Regions from separate parts of the Homo sapiens genome. Here region 2 is linked to region 1. Evidence: read pairs that join two places in POLR2A ChIA-PET (ENCODE). Cell type or tissue: PC-9. All regions are shown on one strand. Links, peaks and the distances in the headings refer to the core of each region. The heading gives the core; the rest is flanking DNA.

Region 1 (13,039 bases), core at 2,780-10,779:
CCAAAAAGGCTGGGGACCACTGCCCTACAGGTATCCAAATACCACTTGTGCCCCTCGAATAGTTACAACTATTACATATCAATGAAAACTAAAAGAAAACAATTAAAATTTAAAATACAAAAGTAGGACTGAAAAGCTGCCACTGGATGAGGGAATAGGGAAATGGATGGTGGTCTCAGTGGAGAAAGGGAAACAAGAGTTGGACTCAAAGAGATAGAGAGAGTGAGCAGGAGGAGACAGAGTGGATTGGGAAGTGTAGGTAACTCCTCCAGGAAGCGTGCTTGGGAAGTGGAGAAGTGAGGTCGGGTAAGGATGGAGGCATTGTTGGCTTGAGAGCGAGTGCCTTGGAAGCTGGGCCTGTCCCCAGGGAATAGGCATGTTGAGCTGTACCTCACCCTGATGGGCAGGTGTGCCCTGACCTGCCACAGCCTGGGCACCCCAGTTTCACCCTGTAGATGCTGACTCAGGCCACTGTTCCTTTTGTGGCCACAGGGCATGAATCTCTCCGGAGGCCAGAAGCAGCGGCTGAGCCTGGCCCGGGCTGTATACAGAAAGGCAGCTGTGTACCTGCTGGATGACCCCCTGGCGGCCCTGGATGCCCACGTTGGCCAGCATGTCTTCAACCAGGTCATTGGGCCTGGTGGACTACTCCAGGGAACAGTAAGTTTGGGAACATGTGTCAGACAGTACAGGGCAAAGGCAGAGGAAGCACTTAGCATCCAGTCCTAACCCAAGTTTATCTCACCTCCCCCTTCCACTTGAGTCCAATTTCCTCTTTGTATTGGTCAGCTTTTGCTGTGACAATGCTATGTAACAAACAACCCCCAGATCCCAGCAGCTTACAACAGCAGGTGTTTCTTCCTTATGGATCTGTGATTTAACTACTACAGCTTTGCCTTGGATGATTGGCCAGGGTCAGATGTACTCCTTGTCTTCTTGTTTTGAGACACAGGCTAAGGGAGTCCCCTCTGTTTCTCTATTTGGATATGCTGTTTACAAGAAAGGCGGCAGGAGCACAAGAAGGGGAGCTGTCCCCACTCTGAGTCCAGGGACAATACCCCCACCCCAACCCCCAGCTCAGGAGGCTGGCCAAGCACATGTGTGTAACTTTTTTCTTTTTCTTTTTTTTTTGAGATGGAGTCTCGCTCTGTCTTTCAGTCTGGAGGGCAGTGGTGCGATCTCCGCTCACTGGAAGCTCCGGCTCCCGGGTTCACGCCATTCTCCTGCCTCAGCCTCCCGAGTAGCTGGGACTACAGGTGCCCGCCACCACGCCCAGCTAATTTTTTGTATTTTTAGTAGAGAAAGGGTTTCACCATGTTGGCCAGGCTGGTCTCGAACTCCTGACCTCAGGTGATCCATCTGCCTCGGCCTCCCAAAGTGCTGGGATTACAGGCATGAGCCACTGCGCTCGGCCGTACATTTTTTTTTTCTTTCTTTCTCTCTCTCTCTCTTTCCTTCCTTCCTTTGTTTCTTTTCTTTTCTTCTTTCTTTTCTTCTCTTTCTTTCTTTCCTTTCTTGACAGAGTCTTGCTCTGTCACCCAGGATGGAGTGCTGTGGTCCAATCTCGCCTCACTGCAAGCTCCACCTCCCAGGTTTAAGTGATTCTCTTGCCTTAGCCTCCAAAGTAGCTGAGACTACAGGTGTGCGCCACCTCACCTAGCTAATTTTTGTATTTTTAGTAGAGATGGGGCTTAGCCGTGTCAGCCAGGCTGGTCTCGAACTTCTGGCCTCAAGTGATCCACATGCTTTGGCTTCCCAAAGTGTTGGGATTACAGGCATGAGCCACTGCACCCGGCCACATGTGTGTAACTTCTACCCCTTCCCTGCCCAGACACGGATTCTCGTGACGCACGCACTCCACATCCTGCCCCAGGCTGATTGGATCATAGTGCTGGCAAATGGGGCCATCGCAGAGATGGGTTCCTACCAGGAGCTTCTGCAGAGGAAGGGGGCCCTCATGTGTCTTCTGGATCAAGCCAGACAGCCAGGAGATAGAGGAGAAGGAGGTACTAGGTGGGCTTTGCTGATTCTCCAGGCCTGGCTCCTGCCACCCTTGGGGGAAAAGGCTCGAAGGGTCCTACTGGCATGAATGGAGTGCTCTGGCCACACCCTGTCTGCAGGCCTAGGCCTGGAAGCAGACAGCTCTCTTAATAGGTCACCTTTCTCCAAGAATAGCCGATAACATCATCCATGAGCCAGGGGTTGTGCTAAGTGCTTCTGTAAAAAATACACTATTTCATTTGATTCTCACACATGCCCCAGAGGCATGTGAAGTTATTGCTGTCATTTTACAGATGAGCAAACTGAGGCAAAGAGAGTTAAATCACTTGCCCAAGGTCACAAGATTAGAACTTGAGTATGTCCAGCTCCAGAGTCTATGCTTGCAGTTGCTATGGAGACAGCCCAAGAAGGACTTTGATGCCTAGCAAGCTACACCATGCTAGCTAGGGTTTCTAATAATCCAGAAAAACAGTGTGCTGGATACATGGCAAGGTTCTGGAAGTAAAGTTGCCAAGCCAAGCTCACTCACAATGACTGAAAAGTAGCAACTAACAGCACATCACAGAGGTTAGCTCATTTAATCAACATAATGCCCCTGTGAGGCTGGTACTAGAATCATTTCCATTTCACAGATGAGGAAACTGAGGCCCAGAAGTTAAGGAACTAGTCCCAGGTTACATGGCTTGTAAGTGGCAGCACTGGGATTTGAACCCAAGCAACTTGATTCCAGAGAATGTGTTTTTTAATTGCTACCCTCTACACTATCCCTTCATGACAAAGCAAGGATTCACATCCAGGTCTCCCTCAATCTCAGGCTTTGCTTCTTCTGAGAACATCTGCTTAGCACTGGCCCAACCTGGTTAAAACCTTAAGTGTTGATTCACAATGTCACAGTCCTGAAGCTTGAAGATAGAACTTGCCTGTTTGTGTTGGTCAGCTTTTGCTGTGATGATGCTGTGTAACAAATAGCCCCCCAAATCCTAGCAGCTTACAGTAGCAGTTACTTGTTGCTTACAGGTCTGTGGTTAAACTACTACAGATTTGCTTTCAGTTACTGGCCACACCTGGGGGATAGTGGTGGGGAGGTGTCCTTCCTAGGGGAGATGGTACCTGAGGGTAGGTGAGAGTTAGCCAGAAAAAAGCATTCCAGACACAAGGAACTGCTTGAGCAAGGCTGTTGGGGGAAACAGAGGTAACTTGACTTTGTACAGTGTTAAATGCTGTTTTTCCAACCTCAAGTTCATAGTAGGTGCTCAGTTATCACTGATTGAAGAAATGAATGAGTGAGTGAATGCCTGAAGGATGTTCCTGGAAGAACTCAGAGTGGGGTGTTGAGAGAGGTTGCTGGAGACGTGGCAGGAGCCAGATCAGGGGAAATGGATGGTCAGAGCGGTTAAGGCCACATAGTCAGTGGGTGTCAAAGTGGGTATCTGGGCCGTGTTGCGTGACAGGACTCTCTTGACCTTGCAGAAACAGAACCTGGGACCAGCACCAAGGACCCCAGAGGCACCTCTGCAGGCAGGAGGCCCGAGCTTAGACGCGAGAGGTGAGTCCACCATGGTGCCACACTCAGAAGGGCACAGGCTGAAGCTGAAGTAGCTGAAGGGACCACCCGCATCTCGGGCAGTTAGGCGGGCAACCAAAACCATTATGGATAGAGAACCTGCTGAAGTCCCCCCCATGGTGCCCTGCTGAGGGATAATTTACCAAAATTGGTCCAGTTAGCCAAGATGATTAGGCCCCTATAAGGCCAGTTCATGGAATGAACAATATGCCTTCCAATTGATGGATGTCTTCAAGTGGGCCGAGGCCAGCTTGCTGGAGTTGTCTGAATGCTGCAGTAGGGCAGGACTGGTTCCTCCCCATAGCTGTAAACCACCATGCCAGGCCTGGCCACTTATGCTTTGACAGGCTGGCTATGCACAGGGCTTGGGTCTGTATGCACAGCATCACTTGACGCTGGCCAGAACACGTGGGCAAGGGGCCAGGAGGAGGCCTCCGGTCCCCTCTTTTCTCAGCTCCCTCCAGCCAGGACACAGCTGGGCTCACTGTGGAGCTGTCGGCAGCAGAAGGACCTGCTGCCTGATACTCTCCCCTCTTAATGAGAGGGGTCTTGGGAAGCAGAACAACAGGCCACTGATACCAGATGGCCTGAGCTTAAGTGCCTGCTATACAGGGGTGGTGGGCGGCAGCGATCTTGAGGGGCCTCAGTCCCCAGGGACCATTGGGGCTGACCCCCATCCCAGCTAGCCACCCTGAGGGCACTTCTCAATCACACACACACTGAGAAATCCCACCACCTTCACAGCGCACAAGAATCTGAAGTAAGATCAGATGGATAGGTAGTCATGTTAAAAGAAAACCAGTAGACACATTAAGGCTGGGCATGGTGGCTCACACCTGTAATCCCAGCACTTTGGGAAACTGAAGCGGGTGGATCACTAGCTAGAGGTCAGGAGTTCGAGACCAGCCTGGCCAACATGGTGAACCCGTCTCTACTAAAAATAAAAAATAAGTAAATTAAAAAAAAAAAGCCGGCGTGGTGGCATGTGCCTGTAGTCCCAGCTACTCGGGAGGCTGAGGCACGAGAATCACTTGAACCTCGGAGGCGGAGGTTGCAGTGAGCCGAGATTGTGCCAAATTAACCTCTAGCAAATTTAATGTGTCTGAGGTTTTTTGTTTTTTGCGGGGGGGGGTTTTGAGACAGAATCTTGCTCTGTCGCCCAGGCTGGAGTGCAATGGCACAATCTCGGCTCACTGCAATCCCCGTCTCCCAGGTTCAAGCGATTCTCATGCCTCAGTCTCTTGAGTAGCTGGGACTACAGGCACATGTGACCAGGCCCGGCTAATTTTTGTATTTTTAGTAGAGACAGGGTTTTGCCATGTTGTCCAGGATGGTCTCAAACTCCTGACTTCAGGTGTTCCACCTGCCTCAGCCTCCCAAAGTGCTGGGATTACACGCGTGAGCCACTGCACCTGGCTAACAGAGGTTAACTAAGCAAAGAATGATCCGCACATCGGGCAGTCCCTGAACCAGAATACGTCCAGAGAGGCTCTGGTACAGCCACGGGGTCAAAGATTAATAGACAGAAAAAGGAAGGTGAAGGACAGAAAACAGAAGTGAGGTACAGAAACAGCCGGATTGGTTACAGCTCAGCGTTTGCTTTATTGGAACATGGTTTGAACGGTTGGTTGCCTTTGATTGGCTGAAACTCAGTGATTGACACAGGAGTAGGTTGCAGTCTGTTTGAGTCCAATTAGGTTACAGTTCACTATGTACGGGGAAAACCTTTAGGCCAAACTTAAAATATGTAAGGAGGCAGCTTTGGGCTAACCTCAATTTAATAGAAGGTAGGTAGACATGTATATGTAGATATACAGGTATGTAGATGAATGGATAAATGGATGGATGGATAGATAGATAATATTCCTATTTTTACAGCTGAGGAAACTGAGGCACAGAGGTTAAGTCAGCCCACTCATCCACAGATAAAACATTCAAAGAGTCTTTAGCATCTGAATTGTGCATAATTTATATTCTGCCAGTTGGACTGACAAATCTGATGGTATACAGTAGGAACAAAACAATTGCACGAAAGCTTAAGCCAAAATAAAAATTCTGAGAACAGGCTGGGCATGGTGGCTCATGCCTGTAATCCCAGCACTTTGGGAGGCTGAGGCAGGTGGATTGCTTGAGCTCAGGAGTTTGAGACCAACCTGGGCAATGCAGCAAGACCCCATCTCAAAAAAAAAAAAAAAAGAAAATTCTGAGAACAGAGTTCCAATGGTGGGCAAGTTAAGTTCATCCTGTGAATTGGCATCAGAAGAATGGGCTTGCTTGACCCTGGGGTAATAGATGGCATTTAGCTGGGTACCATATGGGAAGAAGGGAAGTGTGATATCTGGTCAGTATTCTGTTAGATAAATGAATGAATGAAAGAGTACAGAGTGTACCCAGAGCTCAGTGGCTGTCAGTGGGCCTGAGGGTTAGGCACATACACCCCACCATTGGGAGAGATACTGACTTTGTCTTCATTTCCTCTAAATGACAGGTCCATCAAGTCAGTCCCTGAGAAGGACCGTACCACTTCAGAAGCCCAGACAGAGGTTCCTCTGGATGACCCTGACAGGGCAGGATGGCCAGCAGGAAAGGACAGCATCCAATACGGCAGGGTAACCACCAGCTTCACCCACCCCTCCCCACCCACTGCTGCCACCTCCAGGGGCCCAAGTCTTCCCACCAAATGTAGCACTTGGCAGTGATACTCACCTTTCTTGAGCACCTACTATGTGCCAGTAGCATTCTAGATGTTCATTTTCTTAATCCTCACAACCACCCTAAAAAATAGATATGATAGGTCTATTTCAGACATAAAGAAACTGAATTCTTTTAAAATTTATTTTATTTTGATTTTGAGAAAGTGGCTCGCTCACTCACCCAGGCTGGACCGCAGTGATGTAATCATAGCTCACTGCAGCCTCGACCTCCTGGGCTAAAGCAATCCTCCTACCTCAGTCTCTCAAGTAGCTGGGACTACAGGCGTGTGCCACCATGCCCAGCTAATGTTTGTATTTTCAGTAGAGATGGGTTTTGCCATGTTGCCCAGGTTGGTCTGGAACTCCTGGGCTCAAGTGATCCTCTGGCCTCTGCCTCCCAAAGTGCTGGGGTTACAGGTGTGAGCCACTGTGCCCAGCCAAGAAACTGAAGTCTTAAACAGTTAAGAGACTTGTTTGTGTTTTCATATCTAGCCTGGGACACAACCTGGGACTCAAATCTAGGCCAATCTGAGTCTGAAGCTTACACTGTTTCTCATCTTCTATACTGCTATGTATCTCCACCCACCTACTTACCCATTCCATCATCCACCTAGATGCTCATCCACCCACCCACCTATCCATCCCACCCACTCATTTATCCATCCCATCCATTCACCTACCCACTGATTTATCCATCCCACCCACCCATTTATCCATCCCACCCACTCATTTATCCATCCATCCCACCCCCTCATTTATCCATCCCACCCACTCATTTAGCCATCCCACCCACTCATTTAGCCATCCCACCCACTCATTTAGCCATCCCACCCACTCATTTAGCCATCCCACCCACCCATTTAGCCATCCCACCCACTCATACCCATTTATCCATCCCACTCACTCATTTATGCATCCCACCCACTCATTTATCCATCCCACCCACCCATTTATCCATCCCACCCACCCATTTATCCATCCCACTCACTCATTTATGCATCCCACCCACTCATTTATCCATCCCACCCACCCATTTATCCATCCCACTCACTCATTTATGCATCCCATCCATTCATTTATCCATCCCACCCACTCATTTAGCCATCCCACCCACTCATTTATCCATCCCACCCACTCATTTATCCATCCCACTCATTTATGCATCCCACCTACTCATTTATCCATCCCACCCTCCCATTTATCCATCCCATCCACTTATTTATCCATCCCACCCACCCAACCACTCATTTATCCATCCCACCCACCCATTTATCCACCCACCCACCCACCCATTCATTTATCCATCCATCCCACCTACTCATTTATCCATCCCTCCCACCAACTCATTTATCCATCCCACCCACTCATTTATCCATCCATCCCACCCACTCATTTATCTGTCCATCCCATCCACTCATTTATCCATCTATCCCACCCACTCATTTATCTGTCCAACCCATCCACTCACCCACCTACTCATTTATCCATCCCATTCGCTTACCCATCCATCTATCCCACCTAACAATACATCCAACCATTCCCTCACCTATGCATCTGTCTGTTCAGCTGTTCATCCATTCATTGATCTTTCCATCCATTCATCCACTCATTCACACACCTACCTACCTACCCACCCGCTCATTTATTCACCCACCTACCCTCTCATCCATCCAGCAAACATGTACACAATACCCACTATGTGCCAGGCTAAGTCTGGTAGAGATTAGACACTAGTGAGGATAGACGGAGAGTAAATAATTATGCTAATAAGTAAGCTATGTCCAATAACAATAAGTGCTATAAAGAAAATAAGAATGATCAGGCGCAGTGGCTCATGCCTGTAATCCCAACACTTTCAGAGGCTGAGGCAGGAGGATTGCTTGAGGCCAGGAGTTCGAGGCTGCAGTGAGCTATGATCATGTCACTGCAATCCAGCCTGGGTGACAGAGTGAGACCCTGCCTCTTAAAAGAAAGAATGATGAAATAGAGACCACTGAGAAACCCTACCATGGTTGGTATGGACAGGATGCTCTGAGAAGTGACATTTGAGCTTCCCCAAAGAATGTGTGAAGGAACCAGTCATACAAAGGGCAGGAGAAAGAGCGCTCCAGGCAGAGAGAGCAGCAGGTGCAATGGCTCCGAGGTGGGAAGTAGCTTAGGGTGCCAGAGAAAGGGGTCCCATGAGGCTGGCAGGCAGTGAGTGGGGGCGAGATAAGAAGCTTGGAATTTCTTTCTTTCTTTCTTTCTTTCTTTCTTTCTTTTTTTTTTTTTTTTTTTTTTGAGACAGAGTTTCACTCTTGTCGCCCAGAGAAGAGTGTAATGGTGCAATCTCAGCTCACTGCAACCTCCACCTCCTGGCTTCAAACGATTCTCTTGCCTTAGCCTCTCGAGTAGCTGGGACTACAGGTGCCTGCCACCACACGTGGCTAATTTTTGTATTTTTAGTAGAGACGGGGTTTCACTACGTTGGTCCAGGCTGGTCTCAAACTCCTGAGCTCAGGTGACACACCCGCCTTGGCCTCCCAAAGTGCTTACAGGTATGAGCCACCCCTCCTGGCTGGGATTTCTTCTAAGAGCAAGAGATAGCCATGGACAGGCCAACGACAAGATATAATTAGATTAATGTTTTCAACAGTCCCGTCTGGCTGCAGCTGTGCAGAGAACTTCAGATTTGTAGGAGCAGGACCTTAAGCCAGTGGCTGAACCTCTCTGTGCCTCAGTTTCCTTATCTGTGAAATGGAGGTTGTTATAAGGAGAGACACATGCCTGACCTATGGTGGGTGTTCAAGAAAACCCTTCTAGCTGGGTGTGGTGGCTCACACCTGTAATCCAAGCACTTTGGAAGGCCGAGGAGGGAGGATCACTTGAGGCCAGGAGTCTGAGACTAGCCTGGGCAACACAGCGAGATTCCATCTCTTTAAAACTATGAAAATTAACAAAACATGGTGGTACAAACCTATAGTCCTGACTACTCGGGAGGCTGAGGCGGGGGGATTACTTGAGCCTAGGAGTTCAAGGCTGCAGTGAGCCATGATCATGCCAGTGTACTCCAGCCTGGGTGACATGGGCGACAAAGCAAGACCCTGTCCTCAAAAAAAAAACAAAAGAAAAAATATTAATACTAGCTCCCTGGGGATTGTATAGGAGATGGGGGTTCTAAGGCTGGCTGGGGCCTGTCGGGGAAATGGTGCTTCTGGTGGGAGGCACAGCGGGAGAACCAGTGAGGTCTGCGTGGTGGTCCCATCTGCCATGGGCATGTTTTCTGGGAGCCTCGCCTGGCCTTGCCTCAACCCACCCCTCCCACTGGGGGCTCTCTCTGCCTCCCTCTCCCTCATGTGTGCTACAGGTGAAGGCCACAGTGCACCTGGCCTACCTGCGTGCCGTGGGCACCCCCCTCTGCCTCTACGCACTCTTCCTCTTCCTCTGCCAGCAAGTGGCCTCCTTCTGCCGGGGCTACTGGCTGAGCCTGTGGGCGGACGACCCTGCAGTAGGTGGGCAGCAGACGCAGGCAGCCCTGCGTGGCGGGATCTTCGGGCTCCTCGGCTGTCTCCAAGGTACGCCTCACCTGCCCTCCTCATCCCTCTCCTCCCAGCTGCACCAAGGGGTGCTCAGGACTCCTTTACCCCACCCCTCCCTGGGTCACCCTGTCCCCCTGGAACAGTGTGCAAAACGTCTGGGGTCCAGGCAAAGATCTGCGTCCTTAAGATGAGGCTGGAGGGAACGGGAAGGACAGGGCACATCCCTCCTTTTCTGGAAGCTTCAGAACCTCTCCCAGTCCCTCCCCACTAGCGGAAGGCGTCTGCAAGGCCTGCCTGCTGGTGGCTTTCAGTGCCTGCCCCCAAACCTCCAGACAGAGCCAGACCCTCCCTAACAAATGCATCACCGCTATCACTCCTTCTTCTCCTCCTCAAAAATGGAAAGACTTCTTCTTGAAATAATTGTAGATTCACATGCAGTTCTAGGAAATAAGGCAGCCAGCTACCTTGAACAGTCTGCCCAGTTTCTCCCATTGGTGATATTTTGCAAACTGATAGTAAAGTATCACACAAAGGATCCTGACACCCATCAATCCATGGATCTCAATTATTTATTTATTTATTTATTTGTTTATTTTATTTTGAGACAGAGTCTTGCTCTGTTGCCCGGGCTGGAGGGCAGTGCTGCCGTCTCGGCTCACTGCAACCCCCATCTCCGAGGTTCAAGCAGTTCTCCTACCTCAGCTTCCTGAGTAGCTGGAAGCTGGGATTACAAGTGTGCAGCCTGGTTAATTTTTGTATTTTTAGTAGAGATGGGGTTTCACCATGTTGGCCAAGCTGGTCTCGAACTCCTGACCTCAAATGATCTGCCCGCCTCGGCCTCCCAGAGTGTTGGGATTACAGGTGTGAGCCCCCGCACCCGGCCCTATGGATCTCATTGTGATTTCCCCAGTTTTGCTTGCACGTGGGTGTGCGCATGTTTGCCTCTGTGCAGTCGTATCCCCTGTTCAGTCTCTCGCATCCATCACGATGGTTGACAGTTGAGATACTGAACAACCCCCTCACCACGAGGCGCTCTCGTGTTGCCCTTTTGCAACCACACCCACCCTTCTCCTGCCTCGCCCACCCTGTCCCCAACCCCTGGTTCTTCTCCTTTTAATACGTGGCCTGGCTGAAGGGAGTAACAGGAGTGCACATGTGAGTTTGGCTTCTTATTTATACACACACACACATATATATAGACTGGGTCTGGCTTTGTCACCCAGGCTGGAATGCAGTGGCACGAACTCGGCTCACTGCAACCTCTGCCTCCTGGGCTCAAGCAATCCTCCCACCTCAGCCTCCCGAGTAGCTGGGACTACATGCACATGCCACCATGCTGGCTAATTTTTGTTTTTGATAGAGACGGTTTCGCCGTGTTGCCCAGGCTGGTCTCAAACTCCTGGGCTCAGGCAATCCTCCGCCTCAACCTCCCAAAGTGTTGGGATCACAGGCATGAGCCACCACGCCCGGCCTGGCTTCATCTTTAAAGGACAGTTGCCTCGTTTTCATGTTGATTCGTCCTCATTCACTGGGTGACATTGGCCACATCACCAAAATGCTGTGAGCCTGTGACCTCCCCTGTAAAATAGGGGGCGCCAGGCCTGAACTTGAGGACTCTTCTAGTCCTAAGAACCTGTACACCTACTCACCACAACTGCATGTACAGTGGAATACTCAAGGCGAATGGTTACTTAACCAAGAGGAAATTAGGGATTCTCAGAGTCAGCCGAGCCCTGGAATTAACCCAAATCCTCATTTGGGTGGCAAATAGCCCTTTCAAAATCCTTCCACTTCCATCCCTCATTTGATAGCTAAGGGCAAGTCTTACTCTCCCCTAAAGATGGAGAGATGGGAGCTGAGAGAGAGAAATTGGTTATGACTCTCGAATACAAAGAATAAAAAATTCAGCTCCAGGCCAGATACGGTGGCTCATGCCTGTAATCCCAGCACTTTGGGAGGCCGAGGCGGGTGGATCACTTGAGGTCAGGAGTTCAAGATCAGCCTGGCGAACATGGTGAAACCCCGTCTCTACTAAAAATACAAAAATTAGCCAGGCATGGTGTCAGTGTTTGTAATCCCAGCTACTTGGGAGGCTGAGGAAGGAGAATCGCTTGAACCTGGGAGGTGGGGTTTGCAGTGAGCAGAGATTGCACCACTGCACTCCAGCCTGGGTGACAGAGCAGGACTCCGTCTGAAAATAAACAAATTCAGCTCCAATTCAAAGTGTTTAAGCAACAAGAGAATTGATTGGCTCTTGGGACCAGTATCCCTAGATTTCTGGCTTCAGGTATGGCTGGATGTAGGGGTCCAAACAAGAAATCGCTTTATTTCCCTCCTCTGTGACAGCTTCCTGTCCAGCTTAGCTGCTCCCCCTGGCAGTAAGATGATATTCCACGGCTCCAGCTTGGCTACCTCCAACAACCAAGTACCACTTTTCCAAAAGTTCTAGTGAAGTCCCAGGTCTCCCTGTCATTGGCCTGACTTGGGTTATGTGTTCATCCCTGAACCAACTGCAGTGGTTTGGATTGGCCATGGGTGAAATTTGCCCCACCCCAGAGGAGAAGTTAGCCCCACCCCAGGCATACAGATTAGCACTGGGAGGAAGGATGTGCATTTCTCTCACAGGGCTACTGCCAAACAAGTTGCCACAAACTTGGGAGCCCAGCACAATTGAAATTTGTTCTGTCGCAGTTCTGAGGCCTGAAGTCTAAAATCAAGGTGTCAGCAGTGTTAACTCTTTGTGGAGGTTTTTTTGGTTTTTTTGTTTGTTTGTTTGTTTTTTCTGAGACGGAGTCTTGCTCTGTCAACCAGGCTGGAGTGCAGTAGCACGATCTCGGCTTATGGCTCACTGCAACCTCTGCCTCCTGGGTTCCAGTGTTTCTCCTGACTCAGCCTCCTGAGTAGCTAGGACTACAGGTGCCTGCCACCACGCCCAGCTAATTTTTGTATTTTTAGTAGAGAGTAGGGTTTAGTAGGGTTTCACCGTGTTGCTCAGGCTGGTCTCGAACTCCTGACCTCAGGTGATCCACCCGCCTTGGCCTCCCAAAGTGCTGTGATTACAGGCATGAGCCACTGTGCCCGGCCCCTCGTGGAGGTTCTGATGGAGAATACGCCCCAGGCTTCTCTCCTGGTTTCTGGTGGTCGCCGGCAGTCGCTGGCATTCCTTGGCTTGTAGATACACCCTCCCATCTGTGTCGCCATCTTCATATCTCCTGCTGTGTCTCTGAGTATCCTCTAGTATTCTTATATAAATGGCAGTCACT
Region 2 (10,520 bases), core at 2,521-10,520, 1.1 Mb after region 1:
TTCCATTGCTGCTCCCAGCTTTTTGCCATTACAAATTACACAGGGGGCTGGGCATGGTGGCTCATGCTATAATCCCAGCACCTTGGGAGGCCAAGGCAGGTGGATCACTTGAGGCCAGGAGTTTGATACCAGTGTGGCCAACATGGCGAAACCCAGTTTCTACTAAAAATACGAAAAGCTGGGCATGGTGGCGCACACCTGTAATCCCAGCTACTGGGGAGGCTGAGGCACGAGAATCGCTTGAACCTGGGAGGTGGAGATTGCAGTGAACTGAGATCACGCCACTGCACTCCAGCCTGGGCAACAGAGCGAGACTCTGTCTCAAAAAAAAAAAATAAGATAAAAGAAATAACACAGGGATGAACATATTTTGAGTTATTTCCTTAGGACAGATTTCCAGAAGTGAAATTACTAGGTTAGGGACTAAGGTAAAAAAGCGGAGGCCAGGTATGGTGGCTTATGCATGTAATCCCAGCACTGTAGGAGGCCAAGGTGGGTGGATCACTTGAGTCCAAGAGTTTGAGACCAGCCTGGGCAGCATAGGGAGGCCCCATCTCTACAAAAAGTATAAAAATCAGCCAGGTGTGGCGGTGTGTGCCTGTACTCCCAGCACTTTGGGAGGCCAGGGTGGGTGGATTGCTTGAGCCCAGGAGTTTGAGACCAGCCTGGGGAGCATAGGGAGACCCCGTCGCTACAAAAAGTATAAAACTCAGCCAGGTGTGGCGGTGTGTGCCTGTACTCCCAGCACTTTGGGAGGCCAGGGTGGGTGGATTGCTTGAGCCCAGGAGTTTGAGACCAGCCTGGGCAGCATAGGGAGGCCTCATCTCTACAAAAAGTATAAAAATCAGCCAGGTGTGGTGGTGTGTGCCTGTACTCCCAGCACTTTAGGAGGCCAGGGTGGGTGGATTGCTTGAGCCCAGGAGTTTGAGACCAGCCTGGGGAGCATAGGGAGACCCCGTCGCTACAAAAAGTATAAAACTCAGCCAGGTGTGGTGGTGCAAGCCTGTAGTCCCAGCTATTTGGGAGGCTAAGGTGGTAGGATCGCTTGAGCCTGGGAGGTGGAGGCTGCAGTGAGTTGAAATTGTACCACTATACTCCAGCTTGGGTGACAGAGTGAGAGACTGTCTCAAAAAATAAAAAAGAGGGGATGTGATTTCAGAGCCATCCATCCACTATTCCTGTGTAATCTGATTCTCTTTACAATGGTAAAATTGTTAAGAGTCTCACACTCTTTAGTAAAGAACTGTGATAGCTGGGTGTGGTGGGTCATGCCTGTAATCCCAGCACTTTGGGAGGCCAAGGCAGGAAGATTGCTTGAGCCCAGGAGTTCAAGACCAGCCTGGGCAACATAGTGAGGCCCTGTGTCTTTAAAAAACAAACAAACAAACAAAAAACTATAATAAAGGATTTTTGCATCTCATTTCATAGGTTACTATGACATCCGATTTCATAGGTTAAAAAAACCACCGCGCAGAACCGCATCGTTTTCTCTGCATTGTTCTGAATGACCGTGGCTGCTGCCTTTTTCTTTGAGCCTCTCTGTCCACTAACACACTCCCCACACACTAGCGTGCTGCCCACGCAGAGCCCACTTTGGCTCTCTCCACATCTTTAGTTTTTCCATCCTCACTAATTTACATCACTATTTTATTTTTTTTTTAATTAAACAGGAAAGAGCCAGACTTCTCAGAGGTCAGTCTGTTCAACAAGTGGGACCCCAGGGCCTTCTGTATGTTCAGCAAAGAGAGCTTGCAGTGACCTCCCCAAAGGATGGTAGGTTAGGAAGCAGTGAATTGGGCGTTATCCCAAAAGGCTATTGGATATTTTATTTTATTTCTTTTTTAAACAGGCTCCATCTCCATTCTGGGTTCTGATGATGCCACTACTTGTCACATTGTGGTCCTGAGGCACACAGGTATGATGAGAGAGGTGAAGGAAACCATTACTTAAACTGACCCAACCTTTGGGACCATTGAATTTCTCGTGTTGAGTTTCCTGGTGTCTTGTTGGAAGCGGACTCCGCTTACCTTTTTTCTGGTCTGCATGGTGTCTCCCTGGTGTCCTGGTCAGAATGGGTTGGCTGGGGAGCACAGACCTGTCCGTTTTTCCCCTACAGGATATTCAAAGATGAGGCGGTCCGGAGGGACAGGCGGAGTCTCGGCCTGCGCACTGCACTCGCATCAGGGAATAACTTGAGTCCTTTCACCCTTGTTCTTCAGGTAATGGGGCCACCTGCTTGACACATTGTGACGGAACCGACACCAAAGCTGAGGTCCCCTTGATCATGAACTCCATAAAATCCTTTTCTGACCACGCTCAATGTGGAAGGTGAGATCTACGCTGCTCTCATAGGTGAATTGAGATCTTGGAACCGTCGCATACAGGACGTGGCTGTGGAAGCTGTTAGGGGAACACAGGATGCCACCACTGCCGTGTCTGCCTCGTTCCCCTGGAACAGAACCTGGCACGACGTGGGCACTGCGTCAGCAGTGGTTGAGTGAATGAGTGGGTGCTGGGCACAGGCAAGGAGTCTGTGCTGGATTTGAGATGGAAGGCTTGACTTTGAACTTGATGTCGTCTCAGGAACGTCGAGGTTGCGATTTTCACATCGTTTTGCTCTCCCCCGGGTGTGGTAGCTCTCCATGCAGTCATTCCTCCCGCAGTTGCTTGTTAAATGCTTCCTCTCACCTACACCTTGTAGTTTCTAGGGACACAGCAGTGAAGAGTAGACAGAAAGCCCGGCCCAAGGTGTTTGTATTCCGAAGCCGAGAGACTGTACACAAGATGGGGTGTTGGGTGGTGAGGCGGGGCTGTGGAGAAAACGAGGCCAGGAAGATGTGGGGACCGCTAGGGGGCGAGGCATGTAGTTTTTTTTCTTGTTCTCTTTTTGTTGTTGAGATAGGGTCTTGCTGTGTCGCCCTGTCTGGAGCACAGTTGTGTGATCTCAGCTTACTGCAGCCTTGACTTTGTGGACTCAGGTGATTCTCCGACCTCAGCCTCCCAAGTAGCTGGGACCACAGGTGTACACCACCATACCCAGCTAGCTTTTTTTTTTTTTTTTTTTTTTTTTTTGGTAGAGACAGGGTTTTGCCAAGTTGCCCAGGCCGGTCTTAAACTCTTGGGCTCAAGTGATCCTCCCAGCTGAGGGGTATAGTTTTAAATTCCAGCAGATTGGTAGTTTCCCCAAGGATTGCTGGATAAGAAGCGGCCTCTAGCCTGGGTGCCCCCACAGCACCTCATCCTCTCTCACTGCAGTAAAGTAGCCGCTGCCTCCATTTGACAGAGACGGGCAACTGAGGCTCGATGTGCTGGAGCACACAGGAGCTAGGTGGAGGCCGACGACACAGGCCTGCTGTCAAGACCACTGTTCACACACCTGTCCCCTCTCCTTGCTCTTTGTGGAGACCTGGCAGGTGTTGCTCTCATTTTACTGGAAGTCTAAGGCAGCCATTGAGTGAACTACTCCCATCATATACGAAGGCTTAATCCTAGGAGTCTAAAAAGGAAAGAGAGAGTTCTCTGGGAGAGATTTGCTAGTCAATACTGGTCGATTCTAAATTCTCCCTCTGTGGTCTGTGCCAAGGCTGGGCTGGCTTCATGGACACGTGACCCATGCAGGCCCAAAATGGTATTTTCATTTTCCTATCATCTTGGCCCCCGCAGGGGGACGTAATCAATGCCATTATGTTGCCACACACTCTGCTCCGTGGTTCTCAGAACGTGCTTGTCAGCTCTTCCTGATCTGTTGTAGAACTGTGATCGCTCAGGGAGTCAGAGGCAAACCTGGTGGCCCAGTGGCAAAGCCATGGTGGTCGCAGCTCTCCTTACTGCTACTACTTGGAGTTTATTATGAGGCCCCTTGAGGCTGTGCCCTATGTTGGGTACATCCAAGCTTCTGGTTCATCCCTTAGGAAGATTTTGTGTCTGAGAAGGCAGCGTAAAGTCTGGCAACACTTTGCCGAGCGTGAATTCGCCCACTTGACGGGCTGTGGAAAAGGGGGTTAGTAGATGAGTGTGGGAAACACTGGGTTCAAGAAAGTTAGTTGGATTTTTCAGTCGCAGGACTTCTCAAGAGCTTCACTGTGCAATGCGCAGTGTGACTCCTAAGGAGGGCTTCCAGCAGGCAGTTGCCCAGTCTTTTTGTTTTGTTTTGTTTTTGTTTTAGAGCCGGGGTTTCACCCTGTCACCCAGGCTAGTCTCAAACTTCTGGGCTGAAGCATTCCTTCCACCTCTGCCTCCCGCGTAGCTGGGAATAGAGGTATATGCCAGCACACCTGGCCTCAAACCTTTTTTTTTTTTTTTTGAGACAGAGTCTGGCTCTGTCACCCAGGCTGGCATGCAGTGATGCAATCTTGGCTCACTGCAACCTCTGCCTCCTGGGTCCAAGTGATTCTCCTGCCTCAGCCTCCCGAGTAGCCGGGATTACAGACGCCCACCACCACGCCCAACTTACTTATTTATTTTTTCCCCCTGAGACGGAGTCTTGCTCGATTGCCCAGAGCTGGAGTGCAGTGGCGCGATCTCAGCTCACTGCAACCTCTGCCTCCCAGGTTCAAGCAATTCTCCTGCCTCAGCTTCCCGAGTAGCTGGGATTACAGGTGTGCCACCATGCCCGGCTAATTTCTTTTCTTTTTTTTTTTTTTTTTGAGATAGAGTCTTACTCTGTAGCCCAAGCTGGAGTGCAGTGGCACGATCTTGACTCACTGCAACCTCTGCCTCCCAGGGTCAAGCAGTTCTCCTGCCTTAGCCTCCCAAGTAGCTGGGACTACAGGCACATGCCATAATGTCCAGCTAATTTTTTTTTGTATTTTAGTAGAGATGGAGTTTTACCTTGTTGCCCAGGCTGGTTGCAAACTCCTGAGCTCAAGCAATCTGCCCGCCTCAGCCTCCCAAAGTGCTGGGATTACAGGCGTGAGCCACTGCGCCCGGCCTAATTTTTGTATTTTTAGTAGAGATGGGGTTTTACCATGTTGGCCAGGCTGGTCTCAAGACTCCTAACCTCAAGTGATCCGCCCACCTCAGCCTCCCAAAGTGCTAGGATTACAGATGTGAGCCACTGCACCTGTCCTGTGCCTGTGCTCTTCCAGAGCAAAGTTCCCCACTGGTGCATGGAGGCGGCATCACATTTGTGTTCAGATACGGATCCCCTCAGTCATCAGGGCCCCTGGGCAGGGTCCCCAGAAGCTCGCCACTGGCCTTGGCAGTGTGCTGCCGATACTTTCTTTTGCGGTGGCACGAAGATGACCTGCAGCTCTGCTGTAGAGCAAGTGTTCATGGAAACTGAGAATGAAAGTTCAAAGTGAGACCAGCGCACGCACCGGTGTCTTCTTCTGGCCTCTGACCCGTCTCATCTCTTTGCCAGGCTGGAAGTACACCTTGTTGGAGGCTTCAGTGACGACAGGCAGTTGTCACAAAAACTCACTCATCAACTTCTTAGTAAGTTCATTTTTTTTTTCTTTCCCCCAAATTGGACATAAATATGTACCCATATTTGCTTGGGTTAAAAATCCCAATTGGTACAAAACCCAAGAAGGGCACACCCACTTGGAGCAGCACAGAGAAACAGACTGCCCAGCTTGGAATTTCACAGAAAGACTGAATGCGTGGAGCTCATGTGTAGGGAGGGGTAGCAGGGCTGGGGACAAGATTTTCTACTAAAACAGCAGTGAACACATTCCAAAATAGTAAGTGCTCTGAATTGTGTGAAAGCAGAGCCACCCTCCCTCCTGGCAAAAATGTCCATTTTAATCTGCAGAAAATTAAAACACTGATGATACCATTTTTTCCCTATTAGCAAATTTTTTCTTTTTTTTTCTTTTTTTGAGATGTAGTCTTGCTCTGTTGCCCAAGTTGGAGTGCAGTAGCATGATCTCGGCTCACTGCAAGCTCTGCCTCCTGGGTTCAAGCAATTCTCTTGCCTCACCCTCCTGAGTAGCTGGGATCACAGGCGTGCGCCACCACACCCACCTAATTTTTGTATTTTTGGTAGAAATGGGGTTTCACCATGTTGGCCAGGCTGGTTGTGAACTCCCGACCTGGTGATGCACCTGCCTCGGCCTCTTAAAGTGCTGGGATTACAGGTGTGAGTCACCACACCTGGCCTAAATTAGCAAATATTTTCAAAAAAGAAAGAAAGAAAACATTGTCGTGTGTTGACTAACCACCAGGCCATGAAGCAAGCTTACTCATATGATGGTACAGCCTGTCTGGGAAGCAATTTGGCATCATGACTGAAGGCCTCACTCTGCCACTCAGGCTGTAGTGCAGTGGCGCCATCATGGCTCACTGCAGCCTCAACCTACTGGGCTCAAGTGATCCTCCCTCCTCAGCCTCCCAAGTAGCTGTGACTAGGTGCATGCCACCATGCCCAGCTGATTTTTAAATTTTTTGTGGAGACAGGGTCTCGCCATAACTCTTAAAAAAGGTTCATATCCGGCCGGGCACGGTGGCTCATGCCTGTAATCCCAGCACTTTGGGAGGCCAAGGCAGGTGGATCACCTAAGGTCAGGAGTTCGACACCAGCCTGGGCAACATGGTGAAACTCTGTCTCTACTAAAATTACAAAAATTAGGCCGGGTGCGGTGGCTCATGCCTGTAATCCCAGCACTTTGGGAGTTCAAGGCAGGCCGATCACTTGAGGTCAGAAGTTCAAGACCAGCCTGACCAACATGGAGAAACCCCGTCTCTACTAAAAATACAAAATTAGCCAGGCATGGTGGTGCATGCCTGTAATCCCAGCTACTTGGGAGGCTGAGGCAGGAGAACCGCTTGAACCCGGGAGGTATAGGTTGCGGTGAGCTGAGATCACACCATTGCACTCCAGCATGGGCATCAAGAGCTAAACTCCATCTCAAAAAAAAAAAAAAAAAATTAGCTGGGCATGGTGGCGCACGCCTGTAATCCCAGCTATTCAGGAGGCTGAGGCAGGAGAATCGCTTGAATCTAGGAGGTGGAGGTTGCAGTGAGCTGAGATCACACCACTGCACTCCAGCCTGGGTGACAGAGCGAGACTTCGTCTCAATAAATAAATAAATAAATAAATAAATAAATAGTTCATCCTTTGACCCAGTAATTCCCCTTGTGGAAATATATGCTAAGAAAATAATCTGAAATGTGCATAGAGATTTGAACCTGAAGATGAGCGGTAGAACATTACTTATAACAGGAAATCTGGTGTCATCAGAATAATAATTATGTAGTCGCTAAAAAATAACACATGAAAGGGTGAGAATTACATGGGAAAATACCTATGCACAAGCAAATCAGGATATAAAATTGTCGACTGGGCGCAGTGGCTCATTCCTGTAATCCCAGAACTTTGGGCAGCCGAGGCAGGTGGATCACTTTAGGTCACGAGTTCGAGACCAGCCTGGCCAACATGGTGAAACCCCATCTGTCTCTACTGAAAATACAAAAATTAGCCAGGCATGGTGGCGCAAGTCTGTAATCCCAGCTACTTGGGAGGCTGAGGCAGGAAAATCGCTTGAACCTGGGAGGTGGAGACTGCGATGAGCAGAGATCGCTCCACTGCACTCCAGCCTGGGTGACAGAGCAAGACTCCATCTCAAAAAAAAAAAAAAAAAAGATATAAAATTGTCTTTATAGTCAGCTCTGCTGAGCTTAGAAAAATATGGAAGAAAATACACTAATTATTAACAGTGTTAGGATTATGGACATTAAAAACCGACTTCCTTATGTTCTCTTGTATTTTTCAGATCTGTTACAGTGGCCAGATTTTTGTTTTTGTAATTCTGATAATCAGGAAAACAGTTTAGTTAGGAGAAAAGTAAAAATCTTATAAATCCATGGGTCCCCGCAAAACTCTCAGAATGAAGAGAAAAATGGGAAGGCTCAGCCCAGGCTCCTTCGGGCCTGAGGCTGAGAATGTGGCCATCTCCTGGCGGTCAGGGTTCTGTGGTGTCAGCTCCCTAGTGTCTGGCCCCATAGGCCAGGCTGTGGCAGTGTGGGCGCGGGCTGTAGGGCGGAGCACACTCAGTTGGCTGCCGTCCCTCCCTGTCGTTGGCTTGCTCAGCAGTTTGTTCTGGTAACTAGAGGAACTTTTCTGACTTCTGGTCTTAAAATTCTCATCATAGGTGAATTTGACAGGCAAGAAGATGACATTCACTTAGTGACATTATGTGTGACAGGTAAGTCCTGCCATTTGCCCCAAAGCAAAGATGTGGGTCTCAGGACCGTTTTGTCCCCAGTCTTGCAGTGGGCCCAAGCACCGGCACACACTGCTGTCACTGCTTGGCCACCATCTGTTCCGGCTCTTCCTGTGGTGGGATGGCCTTCCCCTTCCCCTTGCCCTCGTCCACCATCTGCCGAGCCTCAGTTCCAGTGCAGCCCCCTCGTCTACCAGGAAGGAGGGCACTGGATCTCAGAGGAGCTGCCACCCGTGTGGCAGACAGGGTGCACAGAGAAGGTGGGGTGGGAGTGGGGACCGATTCTGCAGCTGCCAGTTTGTTCAGTATAAACCCCCCTGCCTTGGGACAGGGTAGGGAAACAGGGCCACAATCCCTTTCATTTTCTGGAATTTTCCTCCCTTTCTGCATCGAGGAGCTCCTCCTTCGCCTTTATTATACAAAGTAAAAATAATCATTTGGTATTTCTTTAAAAAGTGTATCTTAAACATTCTTATTTTGTAGAATTAAATGACCGGGAAGAAAACGAAAACCACTTTCCAGTAATATATGGCATTGGTAAGTAGTGTGCATCTTTTGTGGGTTGGAGTCTTGGTCACATGTGCAGTTAAAGTCTAATTCAGCAAACCAATGACCCCACTGCTGTCAGGATGGGACAGCTTTGGGTTCAGATCCCAGCTACTCCGAACATCTGCTGTGAGGCCTTGGGCAAGTAGCTTAACTTCTCTAAGCTTTACCTATAAAACTGAGATAACATTCACTTCTTAAGACTTTGAAGAAGCAACGTGGTAGCAAATAGAAAGGACAGGCCATGCCCACCCTTCCCAGGAGCTGGGAAAGTGCCTGGTTTTGTTTCCCTCTCCCCCCAGCACCCCAGGCCCGGCGTGCTTTTCTCCTGCCAGTGCTCTGGGGGAGGAAGGCAGGCACTGGAATCCTTTTATACATCAGGAACTGAGGAAGGTTTTGCTTGAGAACAGAAATCCTCCAAAGTGTAAAACTCTTAGGCTAGAGAAAACCTAGAACCATCCTCCCTGCTTGGCAGCCCCAGGACTCCCGCGGAAAAGGCATCATGGAATCGGCTCTATTTCCGAGGGCTTCTGCTGTAGCGGTGATACTTGATTGATTTAGCTGGGTGGTAGGTACACAGTGTTCACTGTTCTATTCTCTGTAACTTCGTGTATGTATAAAATACTAAATTGTGAAGATTCAAACAGAACGATCACAGTTCACCCAGCCACCCCTGGCCGTACACCAGTAGGGATGACCAGAGGTTTTGCTACATGTCCGACTGAAGGAATGGCTGCCTCCCATGTGGAAAGCAGCTCTTGGTTTAGAACAAAATCTCACCGAGTCCAGCTCGAGCCTCAGCGATTTTCACCGAGATGCTTGGGGTAAAGGTTGCATTTTCCCCCTCCAGGGAGGGGGAAGTCCAGATACTTAGGAGCCATTCTGTTCACTTTCCTATCTTTCTCTTAGGAGTGGTGGTAGAAATGTAAGACTGTGCAGACTTTCCGCTTTGGTCTTTTGTCAATTCAGAGTCATCCTGTTGTCCCTCACAGCTGTCAACATTAAGACTGCAGAGATTTACAGAGCATCCTTTCAAGATCGGGGTCCGGAGGAGCAGCTTCGTGCTGCGCGAACTTTAGCAGGAGGACCAGTGAGTTTCAAATCATCTTTGTTAAGGGGTTAAAAAAAAAAAGGCATCAAATGTCAAGGCCTTAAGTTTTTGGGATCTTAGAAAAGTTTATGCTGTCAGCTTCTTTATAGCCGTACATTATCAGGGACCAGCACATACATATACCCCTCCCCACACTTGCTGTCTCAAAATAGTAATGAACATCTTTAGGTCATCAGCTCCAGTTCTCTGCCTAAAAGGTGTGGGAGGTAAGTGTGAACCCCAGCATCCGAATTCAAAGAGAACAAACTTCTGTTACTTTGTAAGAGCTTTTCTATAAAGTTCTACAAAGAGAGGAGAACTGGGACGCAGGAGAGAGGTTTCTCCCCTCTGCACTCAGGACTATGCATTCTTTTGGACCGGGTCACTGAAGAGCAATTTGCTGGAACAATTTAATTAACCCAAAATAATGATCAAATTAATTTAAAGTCTGATTCCCTTAGGGTGCTTAATTAAATTACACTGTAATTTTAAAAGTTAGAAAACTGAAAACCCAAGGTTTATATGCCATTTGAGGAATGGGTGAAAGAATTCTTTAAAAATGCTCAAAGTGTGAAAAAACGGAAATCACATTCAGGCCACCCCAAAGAAATCTTCTCATTTATGAAATGCTGATGTTTTCACTGGGAAATGTGTTTGGATTCGGAGCCAACCCTTTTAACATTTTTAGGACTTCTCAAGGAGTGTAACAGGCCTAGTTT

The links. ChIA-PET counts read pairs that join two places held together with the same protein. Peaks named below come from ENCODE experiments on the same cell type or tissue, not always from the same donor. Only the 100,000 strongest peaks of a DNase experiment are listed, where the experiment ranks them.
Region 2: POLR2A ChIA-PET joins it to region 1 with 6 read pairs; 2 of 35 experiments call an interaction of 5 or more read pairs at or near these places.

The regions. Positions count from the first base shown.
Region 1 is chr16:16,166,419-16,179,457 of GRCh38, reverse strand. ABCC6 (ATP binding cassette subfamily C member 6) reads left to right here. Exons shown (of 31, transcript NM_001171.6): 18 at 493-660; 19 at 1,832-2,006; 20 at 3,472-3,547; 21 at 6,054-6,174; 22 at 9,605-9,812. Among named protein-coding and RNA genes, the nearest start is that of ABCC6, 51 kb to the left of the region's middle. In PC-9, for the core only: no CTCF peak of the experiment used is centred there; no DNase peak of the experiment used is centred there.
Region 2 is chr16:15,039,250-15,049,769 of GRCh38, reverse strand. It overlaps NTAN1 (N-terminal asparagine amidase), which reads left to right. Exons shown (of 10, transcript NM_173474.4): 2 at 1,671-1,773; 3 at 1,850-1,915; 4 at 2,220-2,328; 5 at 5,363-5,436; 6 at 8,094-8,147; 7 at 8,649-8,702; 8 at 9,704-9,801. It also overlaps a transcript of PDXDC1 not described here. Among named protein-coding and RNA genes, the nearest start is that of NTAN1, 12 kb to the left of the region's middle. In PC-9, for the core only: no CTCF peak of the experiment used is centred there; a DNase peak (open chromatin) is centred at 6,169.